3 separate regions of the Homo sapiens genome follow, and regions 1 and 3 are each linked to region 2. The links are chromatin contacts, found by Hi-C or POLR2A ChIA-PET in ENCODE. All regions are on one chromosome and are shown on one strand. Each heading gives the region's core, a stretch centred on a gene start or an enhancer-like site at or near the end of the contact. The rest is flanking DNA. Distances are from core to core; before and after follow the strand shown. Region 1 overlaps ACSF2 (acyl-CoA synthetase family member 2). Region 2 holds the start of COL1A1 (collagen type I alpha 1 chain). Region 3 holds the start of PICART1 (p53 inducible cancer associated RNA transcript 1).

The links. A loop is a pair of places that touch in the nucleus more often than their neighbours do. ChIA-PET counts read pairs that join two places held with the same protein, here RNA polymerase II (POLR2A). Pooled maps may share reads with other maps.
Region 1: a loop to region 2 is called in a pooled map, with 3 times the contacts of the local background. The contact joins the enhancer-like site here to the promoter of COL1A1 in region 2. A Hi-C loop is called at or near these places in 2 of 50 pooled maps. POLR2A ChIA-PET finds 5 or more read pairs at or near these places in 2 of 52 experiments (PC-9 and activated T-cell).
Region 3: a loop to region 2 is called in a pooled map, with 4 times the contacts of the local background. The contact joins the promoter of PICART1 here to the promoter of COL1A1 in region 2. A Hi-C loop is called at or near these places in 7 of 50 pooled maps. POLR2A ChIA-PET finds 5 or more read pairs at or near these places in 4 of 52 experiments (AG04449, AG04450, K562 and 1 more).

What each region holds. Positions count from the first base shown.
Region 1 is chr17:50,451,167-50,454,560 of GRCh38, reverse strand. All of the region lies in intron 1 of ACSF2 (acyl-CoA synthetase family member 2), which reads right to left. Among named protein-coding and RNA genes, the nearest start is that of CHAD, 16 kb to the left of the region's middle. Within about 2 kb of position 1,825, at least 4 of the 41 ENCODE cell types and tissues checked have a DNase peak (open chromatin) inside an H3K27ac peak, as active enhancers do; they include PC-9, where a contact is called at or near this core.
Region 2 is chr17:50,200,381-50,203,518 of GRCh38, reverse strand. COL1A1 (collagen type I alpha 1 chain) reads left to right here and starts at 1,888. Exons shown (of 51, transcript NM_000088.4): 1 at 1,888-2,108. The coding sequence starts at 2,006. RefSeq lists a silencer at 2,624-2,673.
Region 3 is chr17:50,054,015-50,057,335 of GRCh38, reverse strand. It overlaps PICART1 (p53 inducible cancer associated RNA transcript 1), which reads left to right and starts at 1,597. Exons shown (of 3, transcript NR_038230.1): 1 at 1,597-1,707. It overlaps ITGA3 (integrin subunit alpha 3), which reads right to left and starts at 1,226. Exons shown (of 26, transcript NM_002204.4): 1 at 691-1,226. The coding sequence starts at 896. RefSeq lists a silencer at 1,153-1,292 and an enhancer at 2,272-2,798.

The DNA.
Region 1 (3,394 bases), core at 576-3,075, 250 kb before region 2:
GAATGCTGCTTGTGACGGGAAAAGAATGGTAGCATTTTGGACCACATAGTGATTTGGGGCACCACAGAGCAACAAGAGAGGAGCCTGACGCCTGGACAGCAGGAGCTACCACACCAGTCACAGACTGGCTGTCTCCCAGATAAAGAAACTCCCATCTCCTTTCTTTTTTCTTTTTTTTGCTTTTGAAAATTAAATTATTTATTTTGGGATATTTGTAGATTGATATGCAGATGTAAGAAATGATATTCAGGCCAGGTACGGTGGCTCATGCCTGTAATCCCAGCACTTTGGAAGGCCAAGGCAGGGGAATTGCTCAAGCCCAGGAGTTTGAGACCAGCCTGGGTGACAGAGCAAGACCCTGTCTCTAAAAAAAAAAAAAAAAAAAAAAAAATTTGGGACGGTCTTACTCTGTCGCTCAGGCTTGAGTGCAGTGGTGTAGTCATGGCTCACTGACTGCAGCCTGGACCTCCCGGGCTCATGTGATTCTCCCACCTCAGCCTCCTGTGTAGCTGGGACTACAAGTGTATGACCCCATGGTTGGCTATTTTTTTGTATGTTTTGTAGAGATGGGGTTTTGCCATGTTGCCCAGGCTGGCAATTTTTTTTTTTTTAAATTAGCTAGGCATAGTAGCATGCACCTGTACTCCTAGCTACTTGGGACGCTGAGGCAGGAAGATCTCTTGAGCCTAGTAGTTCAAGGTTGATTACACCCACTGCACTCCAGCCTGGGCAACAGAGCAAGAGCCTGTCTCAGAAACAACAACAACAACAACAACAACAGCACACACACACACACACAAACCCAAAACAACAACCACAAAAAACTACAAAAAAGAAACAATACAGAAATAGCTCATGCATTCTTCAGCATCAATATTCAAATTTTCCCAATGTTAACATCTTGCAAAACTATAGTACAATATTATAGCCAGGATATTGATATTGATAATAGTCAAGACACACAACCATTCCCTTGCCCCCATCTTCTTTCAGTCACTCTCAGTTTGGGTTTCTTTGAGACACACTAATATAATCCTAGAAAAATGCAGGTGAGGCCGAGCGCGGTGGCTCACGCCTGTAACCCCAACATTTTGGGAGGCTGAGGTGGGTGGATCATCTGAGGTCAGGAGTTTGAGACCAGCCTGGCCAACATGGTGCAACCCCGTCTCTACTAAAAATACAAAAAATTAGCTGGGTGTGGTGGTGTGTGCCTGTAATCCCAGCTACTCAGGAAGCCAAGGCAGGAGAAGCTTGAATCCAAGAGGTAGAGGTTGCAGTGAGCCGAGATTGTGTCACTGCACTCCAGCCTGGCCCACAGAGTGAAACTCCGTCCCAAATTTTAAAAAAATGTTTAAAAAAATGCAGGTGAGTATCATGAACTCCCATTCCACAGGTAAAGAAGCTGAAGTACAAAGAGATCAAGTGGATCACGTGGCGGATGAACACCCGAGCCAGGAGCAGAGGACCCGGTGCAACTGCCTCAACGTTACAGCCATGCCTGCCCATGCCCCACCCTCAGATCTGGGAGAAAGGAGAGGGCATAGGTGATTCCTGTTCCTTCTGGTTTGGAATTTATCTCCTATCTGATCATCAGAGATAATATAACCTCAATTTTATTATTCCACAATTTCTACTAACTGATCCCAAGAAACTGGGACCAGGGTAGGGCAGGGTTGAGTTGGAAACAGGTGGCTCTTCCAAGGAATTAAAAGAGTTCTACAAACTCATATCAATGCAATGTGCTCATAAACATAGGACCCACCCATCATTTCGAAAGAGGAAGCATAAACAAACCAATTCTCCTTCCTTGCCCACACCACAAATGCCTGGGGCATAAAGGGTGGCCACTTCTTTTTCTTTCTTTCTTTCTTTTTTTTAACTTTATTTTAAGTTCTGGGATACACGTGTAGAACGTGCAGGTTTGTTACACAGGTAAACGTTTGCCATGGTGGTTTGCTGCACCTATCAACCTGTCACCTAGGTATTAAGCCCTGCATGCATTAGCTATTTACCCTGATGCTCTCCCTCCCCCGGCCCCACCCCTCGACCCGACACTTCTTTTTCTATTTTTTCGTTTTGTTTTGAGACTCACTATGTCACCCAGGCTGTAGTGCAGTGGCACAATTACTGCTCACTGAAGCCTCAAGCTCTCAGGCTTAAGAGATCTTCCCATCTTAGCCTCCCAAGTAGCTGGGACTACAGGTATGAGCCACGGTGCCCCAACTTCTATTCTTAAAGGGATTTGGTTTTAGGAATTTTTTTTTTCAATGCGACATGGGAAGCTTAAGGAGTTAGAGGAAAAACAGCAGTGCCAGTTGTTCTCAACTCAGAACTAAAGTAACTACTTGGAAAGGCATCAGCTACTTAGCATGGGTGTTGTAAAACCCAAGGCTCTCAGGGCCCAGGTGGGACTGAGACCAGATAGGAGCCTTGAAGAAACAAAGCACAGCCCCACCTTAAAGGTGCCAGCAGAGGGCTGGCTCCTGAGAACTCAGGCCCAGATCTGAGTAGAGAAGTCAGGAGCAAGAAATTTTATTTTTTAAGAATTCTCTTGACTTTCCAGTGTTGGCAACTAATGTGTTCACTGCTTTATCCCAAGTGTCTGAGTGCCAGGAACATAAGAGGTGCTCAGATGAATGACCAAATGAATGAATTAAAAATAATGCACATAATGACTCAATTAAAAAATAGTAGACATCTTGCTGAAGGTAATCTATGAATGGCTAACAAGCAGATGAAACGCAAATTAAAACCACAATGAGGTACCACATCATGCTCACTTGGAAGGCAAAAAAATAAAATAAAATCAAGGGCTGGGCGCGGTGGCTCACGCCTATAATCCCAGCACTTTGGGAGGCCAAGGCGAACAGATCACCAGAGGTCAGGAGTTCGAGGTCAGCCTGGCCAATATGATGAAACCTTGTCTCTACTAAAAATACAAAAATTAGCCGGGTGTGGTTATGGGTGCCTGTAATCCCAGCTACTTGGGAGGCTGAGGCAGGAGAATCGCTTGAACCTGAAAGGTGGAGTTTGCAATGAGCCAACATTGTGCCATTGCACTCCAGCCTGGGTGACAAGAGCAAAACTCTGTCTCAAAAAAATAAAAAATAAAAAAACAAAATAACAAGTGTTGGCAAGCATGTGAGGACACTGTAATCCTTATATATTGCTAGTGGGAATGTAAAATGATTCAGCTGCTTGGAAAACAGTGTGGTGGCTCTTCAAAAAGTTAAATATAGAATTAGCATATAACCCAGCAATTCCACTCCTAGTTATAATATATGCCCAAAAGAACTGAAAACATGTGTTCAAACAAAAACTTGGGCCAGGCACAGTGGCTCATGCCTGTAAGCCCAGTACTCTCTGAGCCAAGGTGGGAGGATCGCTTGAGCCC
Region 2 (3,138 bases), core at 639-3,138:
GGCAGACCCTGGGCCACAAGTTGCTGCCACATGGTCGGGATAATTGATGAAGGTCCATCCCTCCATTGCTGTCTCCAGCCCTGCCTCTCTGGAAACTCTATATTTTCCCTTTAATTATAGCCCCTGCAGTCTCCCTCTGCTGCCCCACCCGCACCGCTCATCCTGGCTGCCCACGGCCAGCCGGCCAGCCGACGTGGCTCCCTCCCCTTCTGTTCCTTTTTTTTCCCCTTTGCCTTCGTTGCACAAAACCAGCTGGGGGAGGGCGTGGAGAGGGGCGGGGGGAGGCAATGGAATCTTGGATGGTTTGGGGGAGGCGGGACTCCCCGCTTCCACGTTTGCAGCTCTGGAGCACCCGGGGTGGGGAGCTGCACAGGAGGGAGAGAAATGAACAGGGCACTGCAAGGAGACCCCCAGGCCTTCTCTCAGCCCTACAGAGTTTCTCAGGACGAGGTAGATTGGGGTTGAGGCAGAGCCTTGTTGGGGGAATGGGACATGGAGGAAGAAAGGACGTGGAGTTCTAGAGCCATCTTCCTTAGATATAGCCTGCTGTCCTTCGGGTCCCCAGACCCTTTCAGAGTGTACAGATGATTCTCTCTGGTTCCTAAGGCATAGAGCAATGACCGGGATTTTCAAGAAAGAGATGAGGCAGTGGGAAGTAGCCCCTAAAACAAAGTCAATCATCCTCTGCAGCCCATCCCACACCCCCAAAGGAAAGTTTCACCCAGACACCCAAAATATCCCATACATCCCCAACACTGAGTCCAGGTACAACTGGAGAAGGGGCTTTATGCAGCTCCCAGAAAGACACCCCTTTAGCTAAGTGCCCTCCCTCCACCCAGGTTCTCTCTGGTTTGACTGTGCTGGGAAGGAGGGTCTCTAAGCAGCCCCTGGCCACAGCCATGGCAAACAAAACTCTTCTCTAAGTCACCAATGATCACAGGCCTCCCACTAAAAATACTTCCCAACTCTGGGGTGGAAGAGTTTGGGGGATGAATTTTTAGGGGATTGCAAGCCCCAATCCCCACCTCTGTGTCCCTAGAATCCCCCACCCCTACCTTGGCTGCTCCATCACCCAACCACCAAAGCTTTCTTCTGCAGAGGCCACCTAGTCATGTTTCTCACCCTGCACCTCAGCCTCCCCACTCCATCTCTCAATCATGCCTAGGGTTTGGAGGAAGGCATTTGATTCTGTTCTGGAGCACAGCAGAAGAATTGACATCCTCAAAATTAAAACTCCCTTGCCTGCACCCCTCCCTCAGATATCTGATTCTTAATGTCTAGAAAGGAATCTGTAAATTGTTCCCCAAATATTCCTAAGCTCCATCCCCTAGCCACACCAGAAGACACCCCCAAACAGGCACATCTTTTTAATTCCCAGCTTCCTCTGTTTTGGAGAGGTCCTCAGCATGCCTCTTTATGCCCCTCCCTTAGCTCTTGCCAGGATATCAGAGGGTGACTGGGGCACAGCCAGGAGGACCCCCTCCCCAACACCCCCAACCCTTCCACCTTTGGAAGTCTCCCCACCCAGCTCCCCAGTTCCCCAGTTCCACTTCTTCTAGATTGGAGGTCCCAGGAAGAGAGCAGAGGGGCACCCCTACCCACTGGTTAGCCCACGCCATTCTGAGGACCCAGCTGCACCCCTACCACAGCACCTCTGGCCCAGGCTGGGCTGGGGGGCTGGGGAGGCAGAGCTGCGAAGAGGGGAGATGTGGGGTGGACTCCCTTCCCTCCTCCTCCCCCTCTCCATTCCAACTCCCAAATTGGGGGCCGGGCCAGGCAGCTCTGATTGGCTGGGGCACGGGCGGCCGGCTCCCCCTCTCCGAGGGGCAGGGTTCCTCCCTGCTCTCCATCAGGACAGTATAAAAGGGGCCCGGGCCAGTCGTCGGAGCAGACGGGAGTTTCTCCTCGGGGTCGGAGCAGGAGGCACGCGGAGTGTGAGGCCACGCATGAGCGGACGCTAACCCCCTCCCCAGCCACAAAGAGTCTACATGTCTAGGGTCTAGACATGTTCAGCTTTGTGGACCTCCGGCTCCTGCTCCTCTTAGCGGCCACCGCCCTCCTGACGCACGGCCAAGAGGAAGGCCAAGTCGAGGGCCAAGACGAAGACAGTAAGTCCCAAACTTTTGGGAGTGCAAGGATACTCTATATCGCGCCTTGCGCTTGGTCCCGGGGGCCGCGGCTTAAAACGAGACGTGGATGATCCGGAGACTCGGGAATGGAAGGGAGATGATGAGGGCTCTTCCTCGGCGCCCTGAGACAGGAGGGAGCTCACCCTGGGGCGAGGTTGGGGTTGAACGCGCCCCGGGAGCGGGAGGTGAGGGTGGAGCGCGGCGTGAGTTGGTGCAAGAGAGAATCCCGAGCGCGCAACCGGGGAAGTGGGGATCTGGGTGCAGAGTGAGGAAAGCACGTCGAAGATGGGATGGGGGCGCCGAGCGGGGCATTTGAAGCCCAAGATGTAGAAGCAATCAGGAAGGCCGTGGGATGATTCATAAGGAAAGATTGCCCTCTCTGCGGGCTAGAGTGTTGCTGGGGCCGTGGGGGTGCTGGGCAGCCGCGGAGGGGGTGCGGAGCGTGGGCGGGTGGAGGATGAGAAACTTTGGCGCGGACTCGGCGGGGCGGGGTCCTTGCGCCCCCTGCTGACCGATGCTGAGCACTGCGTCTCCCGGTCCAACGCTTACTGGGGCAGGAGCCGGAGCGGGAAGACCCGGGTTATTGCTGGGTGCGGACCCCCACCTCTAGATCTGGAAAGTAAAGCCAGGGATGGGGCAGCCCAAGCCTCTTAAAGAGGTAGTCGGGCCGGTGAGGTCGGCCCCGCCCCGGCCCCATTGCTTAGCGTTGCCCGACACCTAGTGGCCGTCTGGGGAGCCGCTAGCGCGGTGGGAGTGGTTAGCTAACTTCTGGACTATTTGCGGACTTTTTGGTTCTTTGGCTAAAAGTGACCTGGAGGCATTGGCTGGCTTTGGGGGACTGGGGATGGCCCCGAGAGCGGGCTTTTAAGATGTCTAGGTGCTGGAGGTTAGGGTGTCTCCTAATTTTGAGGTACATTTCAAGTCTTGGGGGGGCCTCCCTTCCAATCAGCCGCTCCCATTCTCCTAGCCCCGCCCCCGCCACCCCACCTGCCCAGGGAATGGGGGCGGG
Region 3 (3,321 bases), core at 348-2,847, 150 kb after region 2:
ACGAATCTGTGGAATGCAGGGAAGATGTCTGCGGGGAGAGTGCCACTGCTTGCGGGTGGGCAGGAGGAGACCCAGCCAGAGTTGGGACAAGTCCTCCTCTCTCTTTCACCGCCCCTATCCTCAAGGCGTCAGAGGGAGCGTATGGACAGCTCCAAACGCCCAGACTCACCCATCGCCTCACCCTCCATCCGCCAAGCCAGCGGTTGAGAAGGCCATCCAGTCTGGCTCTGCAGAGGGTGTGGCTGGCGTGGCCGCAGACTACCAGCGAGGTGCTTAAATGTATATGCTCATTTTTCCCCCAAGCGTACGGGAAGGGGGGAGTCCGCTGGGTGTTTATCTTGCAGTTTACCCCAGCTCCCAGCCCTGGAGAGAACAGGCTAGTGCTGGGTACTCGGTTCACAGAATGGGAGAGGACTCAGCCACCGGGACCCCACTTCCGCTCTCATGAGAGATCTAAAGGGCGGAGGGGTGGCGTCCAGACAGGTTCTGGCCCCGTCAGCACTTGCCAATGATTACTGCCCGACCCCACACCCAATCCTCCACTTCCCGCCAACCCCCAGCAGCCAGAGGGCCGCCCCTTAATCCTGGCTCCCAAGGGCCAGCTGCCCTGGGCTCCGACTCAGCTCCGGACCCGCATCCCGCGCTCGCACACTCTCTCGCTCCCACCCCACACCCTCCAGCTTCACTTACAGGTAGCGCTGCTGCCGCTCTGTCTGCCGATGGAGGGCGACCGAGTAGCCGAAGAGGCTGCCCGGGTTCCCGGCCTCCTTCACTACCAGGAATCGGGTATCCAGGTTGAAGGCGGAGACGACGCAGCCGCCGGCCGCCACCATCAAGGCGAGCGCACAGAGCATCAGGCGTGGGGCGCGGGGCGCGCGGCTGGGGCCGGGGCCCATGGCTGCCAGCGGAAGCGGGGTCCCGGCGAGAGCGCGTGAGGGCGCGGAGCTGGGCGTGAGGACCTGTTCACCTGCTCCCCGCGCCGCCGGAGGACACTGGAACCCGCCGGCCGCTGCGCTCCGTAGCGCTGATCGGTTTCGTGCCCCCAGCCCCAGCCAGTTTCACAGCTGCGCTCTCGGATCCCTTCCTAAGATCCGTGGGTCTATCTTCCTGCCTCCCCAGCGGCCGGGTCGCCGCCGTCCCTGCCCCGGGCAACCGGCCCCCAGCTTGTCCCGGCCGCGCCCCCTTGGCCGCGCTGTCGCCTTCGATCCCGGCTTCGCGGCGGATCTGGCAAGCGCACCGGTCGACCGCAAGGAGGACAGGAGGGAGGGGTCCCCCGGCGCGCGCCCCGCCTCCCCACGCCCAGTCCCGCACCTCCCCACCTTGCGAGCCCAGCCCGGGCTGCGCTTTCCTTCCGGGGAAAGAGAAAAAGATCCCGGCTCGGCCGCCTCCTCTTAAAGGGGCAGCACCGCCCCTCCCTCCTCATCCTCCCTACCCCAGCTCCGCCTTCTCCCCCAAACACCTGTCGGCAACCCCCAAAGGCTTAGATTTCCCCTCCCCGCCCCTCGCTTCTCCGAGAAAGCGTCGCCTGGGGAGCAAGATGGATGTGACGGGCGGGGCCGGGGGTGGGATTTGTCTGGCCGCTTTCCTGCGGCTGCTGCTGCTGCTGCTGAAAAGGCCAGCCGGGCTGGAGAGACCTGGCATTGGCGCATCTGGGAACCGACGTCCGTGCGCGGCTGGCTAGAATGCTGGACTCGCCTCCGCAGCGCTGTGAGTCCCCAAGAGGTGGCTGGCGGTCTCTGGGAGTTCTTCCTCGCACTCAGGCCCCTCGCTGTCTTTGCCGAGATTTATTTCTCCTATCCACTCACCCTGATCCGAGCTGAGATTGGCTCCTCAGCAAAGACAGACATATTTAGCAGTGGTAACAACCAAATGTCGCTAATTATAATTACCAAAAAGCATTTTTCCCCCTAAGTGCTGCGACTTCTGGTATCAAAGGCTAAGACTGTCAATGTAGAAATGAGTCCGTCCTTCACAGAACGCACTGCGTAGCCGGGAAGCTGAGCCTAGACCGTATCCATTTCTCGTCCACTCCTGCCTTCAGGGCCCAGCCCAGCAGAATCCCAGAGGCTCCCTCTTCCCACCCAAGCTCGAACAGAGTGTTTGGAGACTGGGCTCGGACGTCAGCACCCATCAGGTGTTTGGTGGGTAGGGCCAGGTGGCAGTAAGTGGGCGGAGACTAAAGGTCTCCTCCACCAAGGAATCAAATCGAAAGGGAACTTCAAGAGGTTACTCTGGCCAGGCGCAGTGGTTCACGCCTGTAATCCCAGCACTTTGGGAACCCGGGGAGGGCGGATCACGAAGTCAGGAGTTCGAGACCAGCCTGGCCAATGTGGGGAAACCCTGTCTCTACTAAAAAAATACAAAAATTAGCCGGTCGTGGTGGCGGGCGCCTGTAGTTCCAGCTATTTGGGAGGCTGGGGCAGGAGAATCGCTTGAACCCGGGAGGCGCAGGTTGCAGTGAGCCGAGATCGCGCCACTGCACTCCAGCCTGGGTGACAGAGTGAGACGTCGTCTCAAAAAAAAAAAAGAGGTTACTATGTACTTTCTTGGATCTAACTCACATTTCTCTTATTGCAGCTCAGAGACCCATTTTCCCCGGAACATTGTTTTTTTGTTTTGTTTTGTTTTGTTTTTGAGACGACGGAGTCTCGCTCTGTCTCCCAGGCTGGAGTGCAGTGGCGCGATCTCCGCTCACTGCAACCTCTGCCTCCGGGGTTCAAGCGATTCTCCTGCCTCAGCCTCCTGAGTAGCTGGGATTACAGGCGCCCACCACCATGCCCGGCTAATTTTTGTATTTTTAGTAGAGACGGGGTTTCGCCGTGTTGGTCAGGCTGGTCTCGAACTCCTGACCTCGTGATCCACCCCGCCGCCTCCCAAAGTGCTGGGATTACAGGCGTGAGCCACCCTGCCTGGCCTCCCCGAGCATTCTTTTCTCCATCTATTCTTAAAATAATAAGAACAAAACACCATGTATTAAGCACATACGCAGCAGGAACTATGCTAAATGCTTCACAAATGTTAAATCCTCACAACAATCTTTGAAGTGTTATCTCTGTTTTAAAACGAGAAAAATGAGGCTCAGGGAGGTTAGGCAATTTGGCAGAGGTCACACAACTAGGATTTTCATCCTGTGTTATCTGACCCTGGAGCCCTTAACTACTTATGCTAATAATGAACATTTATACACTACTTTGGGCGTGTCCAAGTTTGGTGGGTCCTGAAGCTTGTGCAATCTGGGGTGCTCTTTAAGAATAAAATTATTTTGTACTCATAAGAATTATGAGTACAAAATTAGATTCAGAGCCTGGGAAAGGGTCCTGG